2 separate regions of the Mus musculus genome follow, and region 2 is linked to region 1. Evidence: chromatin loops called from intact Hi-C (ENCODE). Cell type or tissue: left cerebral cortex. All regions are shown on one strand.

Region 1 (2,500 bases):
AAGACAGGAAACAAAAGGCAGTCGGGAACAAGGGAGTAAATAGGGAAGAGTTTATGTTTTTCACTGATAAGTTTGTTACTTAGAATCGTTCTTTTTGTCTGGTTCTGGAGACTTAGAACTTGAGACTTCTTTTAATAAATGTGATTTTTTTTCTTTTTCCTTACAAAAAAGTGGTGTGCCACTTTCAGGCTTTCTGTGTCTACCTATCTTTTAATTCAATTCAAACTTATCCCGACTCAGCGGTTACATTGAGGGTGACATAGTCTAGCTACCTGTGGACCTGTTTTGAAGGGACATAGCCTAGTCTACATCTTTCCCATCTTACAGGTGAAGAAACGGGGTCCTAGACGATTTAAATAGCTATTATCAATACATTTTTCATAGAACCACGAAGTTTTGCGAACTCCATGCCCGTCCTATTGTCTCGGTTAACACAGTACGTAAGCGGTCACTTCACATTGGAGTTCTGTGTTCCAAAGATTATACAGGCCTTTAATAAAATATCAGTGCTCAGTCCTTGCCAACAGGGAAAGAGTGACATGCAGAATTCCAAATTAATAAGGGCAAATGGTTTTTCCTCCAGGCCACTATCAAGCATAGGTAAGTCCAGTCTTAGTAGTTAAGAAGACATTCAGCTCAGCTACTTCCAACACTGGGCAAAGGTGCTTCCTTAGCACTGCAGGGTAGACAGCAAGACACTCTCCCTTTCCCTGCTTTATCTCAATGCAAGCCCGGGCATGTTGTTCACAAAGGACAGGAGACTTTAACCCAAGAGTATCCCAGGTTTGAATAAGAGGGAGGCGGGGCTGGATGTGGAGAAGCAGAATTACACACACACACACACACACACACACACACACACACCCTGCTTTATTCATAAACTTGGCCATGACCTTTGCTCCCTGACCAGTGTGAGGCCATTGGACGGACCAGCTGGTTGGAGAACACCACCTTACTTTCCCAGAGAGAGTTCTGCTCTAATTAATTGTGTATGTTACAGTTAAAAGACTGAAAGAACAGTTAAGAGATTTTTTTTTTAATTTCAATTTCATATCGTACACCATTACATATTTTTCTGGGGATACGATTGTATTTTCTAGACTGTTGAACATCCCGTGTGAAATTCAGTTCTACCAAAAAGATACAGGCATTTAATAAAATACCATTGCTGAGTCCCGGCCAACTGGGAAAGAATGGTTTTCTTTATGGTAGTGCCATCACGTGGACAGAATCAAAACTGCAGTCCACATAACAACAAAGCTACTTTGCAATGGTAAGAAATCTCAAAGTAGTTCTCTGTAGATCTACGCTCTGGATGGAGACTTTAGTGCCCGAATCCCAATGGGGCTTTTGATGAGAAGCTAACTTCTATCATCTTCCAAGAGATCGAAAATAGCAAAATAAACTTTTAAGCAAGAAGGAAGAAAGAATAACCTTTCTTTTGCAGCTGTTGGGCCTTACAATGAGCTGCTAAGATAATTAGGCAAATTTACCAAAGGGACAGAAAAATGAAAAGAATGGTAGGTCTCATCTAGAGATGAGTAATGTTTAGTAGCTCAGAAGATCTGCTAGGTAATGAGAAAGATGCTGCTGCCTTCAGGTTTTCTCCCTAAGTCCATCCTACATGTCGCTCCTGGAATTCTGAAGGAGAAATGGACTCAGAGGAAAAATCAAGGTTCACAGGGACGTCTTTAGGTTTAGGACAAATGCTAGTGACTTCCAAGTGCTGGTTTGGTGGTCTGGGAGAGGACATTGAAAACGGCAGTTGGCAATCTGTTGAGTACAAACCATGTTTTTTGGTTTTGTTTTGATTTGATTTTTTAAATATACAAATGGGATTGGAGGGATGGCTCAGCAGTTCAGAGCATTGACTGTTCTTCCAGAGGTCTTGAGTTCAATCCCCAGCAATCATATGGTGGTTTACAACCATCTATAATGGGATGTGGTGCCCTCTTCTGGCACACAGCTGTACATGTAGAGGAAACACATTTATACATTTTTTAAAAAAATCTACAAATGTAGTAAAGACAAAAAAACCAAAACTGTATTAATGGAAGCTGTGGCCAGTAGTTTTTTGAGCGCAAGGGAGAGGAAGACTTAAATAGCATGAAGAGGGCACTATATCAGAAGATTGCCAACTAGGGCTGAGTTAAGAACTTTCAGATTCAGCAGCTCAGGTGTAGACCACACCAGTCAAGAAGGGGTGAATGTCAGCCACAGTGTTCCATTTCCTAAATCCAGTTCCCAAGATCCCACCTCATGGCTTGCCCCATGGCCAGGCTCCTGCCCCCAATTCTGGCAAACCAGAAGGTACTGAGAGAGAATAACCAATCAGATGAGAGACATGCAAATGAGGTATGATAATGAGGCTCAGTGAAGTACTGAGAGAGAATAACCAATCAGATGAGGAACATTGATTATATAATCTGCATATATAATCTGCAGGTGCAGATTATATCAGAAGAACAGAGAACCCTTACTGTACCAAAGGTCAAGCAAG
Region 2 (2,500 bases), 280 kb before region 1:
AGTCTTACATTTCTTGCAACTTATCTCCCTATTCCTCTCCCTCCATAGAGTTTTGGGCTATGTCTTTGGTGCTATTGTCATGAATTTGATTTTCCATATGAGTGATTTGCCTGTATACGATGCCTGTAGAGGCTACATCCTCTGAAACTGGAGTCACACATTGTTATCTGTCACATGGGTGCCGGGACTGAAACCAAGGTCCTCTGGAAGAGCACCTGTGAATCTTAACTGCTTAGCCATCTCTCTGCAGCCCTAGGTGACATCTTTTATTTCTTGCATACTCCACTGTAGTAAATTGTGAAAGGATAAAGAAGTCTCCGTGGCCATGGAAACGCACATACATAGTCATAGGGACATGAATACATTCATAATATACTTACTTCTATGTATATCTATAATTGTATCCTGTCCTATATAGAATCCATTAATACACATTATTGGAAATGCAGTTAAAGACATTAAATTTCCTCACTTGACCAATAGCTGGTGCATTGGACAAAGCAGCTCTGATACGTCTGAGGTTCAGGAGACAAGTACATACCGTTAAAGGGCCTTCCTGGGTATCACATGGATTCCTTGAGGTAGATTCTCCTCCTTTATTCTTTGCAGATGACAGCTAGAGGTATAAACTGCCTGCTTTCTCTTTTCTAATTGCCTGCCTTTTTAGTTCCTCATTAGGCTAATCAATAGCCATGAGTGCATCTTGCTAGGGACCTAGATGCATGTATTAACTAAGATACCAAGAGCGGATCACAGAAAGAGTTGTAGGCGAGGTTCAGAAAAAAACGACCTTGCCCACACTAGAAGGTTCATTAGACCCTTACTTGAGATTTCAACACAGCGAGCCTTCATGGCCCCGACCCCGGCTGCCCACTCTCTACTCTCCAGGCACTGGCACACACCTGCCTTCTAAATCATTTGCCACTGCATCTCCAAATGGTTATTTGCTATTTAACATTTTCATTTCAAAGCCTTTTCCCTGCTCCCTACTGTTCTTCTCAGGACTTGTTCTCTTTCATATTTTTGCACTAAAAGGTCACCTTCTACTCCCTTCTCCCAGATTTCCTGCCTTCAATGCACCCAGGTGGCATTGTGTATGTGTTTAAATTATTCCCAGTCTGTGTGCATTTCCATACCATGTTTCCTATGTGATTAACTGATGCAAAGCTGAGCTTTCAATGACAGTGTACAGGTCCTGTTCTTATTGTCCCAAGTGCATTGTTACACGTGAACATGGAGAACTGCAGCTCGACTTAGAGCACCTTTCTGAAACCCACTACTGCCTCTTTATGAAAGTCCCTTTAAGGCCCTTTATGAAAGTCAGTAGTACTTTTCAACGAGAAACTCATCACTCCTGCAGTCACTTTCGAGAAGTCTTGTAAAAATCCAATTGCTCTCCCTTCTTAGTTCATGCTCACAGCTCCTAGAGGTGTATTCTTTGCCATTTTGCGTATGGAGAAACAGAAGCCCAGAATGGTTACTCAGTACTGAAGAAACAGGAAATCAGAAGGAGTTCCACAAATAGAAGCCATGTTGACGTCGTTCAGCTTGAGGGTAAAGCACGATTCCTGGGTATGAAAGAGTTTCACTCCGCCCCTTTTCTGCTAACACTGGAAGGTCTATATTTCCAAGCAACTTTAGATGTGAAAATAGGCATAACTGTGGATTCTATTTCCAGCCACATATCCAGATGGTTCTTACATTATTAGCATGGCACTGGACCTTTCTCCAGGTCAAAATAACAATAAAATAAAATAAAACAAAACAAAACAAAACAAAACACACACAAAACAACTCCTCCAGTTCAGAATCCATCAATGAACTATGGGTAACTAGGCATGGTATTCTAGATTATTGCTAAAACATTTGATAGTAGTATCAAACAGTATCTCAATGAACTGGTTAACCGAGGTCCTAATAACTTAACCAGTAAATAGAAGCTGGTCCTAGAAAATGGGATTGGAAAAATTAACAAAGCCAGTTCACTTATCCTAAGTAATTTATGCGAGTCTGTGAGGCAGTTATTTTCAGAGATCGCTCCTGGGAACACCAAGCTATCTTCCTGAAGCACTTCAGGGTATAGGAAGTCAACATCATTATCTTCAAGGTCTCTTCATTGTTTGAGTAAGCCAAACTTCTATTTTACTAGAAACTTTAAATGGAACTTCCTTTTTTAAAGTTTTCATTGGGCTTTAAACTCTCTATCATGAAAGATCAATAGCAGCTACCCCAGCATGGAAAACACATCCATTTGAGACATCATATGACCACTCAGACGACTGAGAATTTTCCTCAACATAACTCATCCTAACGCTTGAAGAAAATAGGAGGAAAAAGAAGGGCACTGTGTGGCAGGATTTTCCCTGTCCAATTTATTTAAATATTAGTGCAGAAGAAGGACTGTGATTGGACAGGAAAAAGGAGGCAGAGCTAAGAGTCGGGAGTTGGGGGAGAGAGAGAGAGAAGTCAAGATGGAGGTAGATGGACAGAAAGAAGATCC

Evidence for each region. Hi-C counts contacts between places; a loop is a spot of excess contacts. Peaks named below come from ENCODE experiments on the same cell type or tissue, not always from the same donor. Only the 100,000 strongest peaks of a DNase experiment are listed, where the experiment ranks them.
Region 2: it touches region 1 in a loop (2.6-fold over the local background); 2 of 42 quality-filtered maps call a loop at or near these places.

Annotation. Positions count from the first base shown.
Region 1 is chr13:110,391,125-110,393,624 of GRCm38, reverse strand. No RefSeq gene overlaps it. Among named protein-coding and RNA genes, the nearest start is that of Plk2, 2.7 kb to the left of the region's middle. In left cerebral cortex, CTCF peaks have their summits at 1,227 (motif pointing left) and 1,951 (motif pointing left); a DNase peak (open chromatin) is centred at 1,222.
Region 2 is chr13:110,670,096-110,672,595 of GRCm38, reverse strand. No RefSeq gene overlaps it. Among named protein-coding and RNA genes, the nearest start is that of Gm33172, 13 kb to the left of the region's middle. In left cerebral cortex, no CTCF peak of the experiment used is centred here; DNase peaks (open chromatin) are centred at 303 and 1,504; H3K27ac peaks cover 264 bases.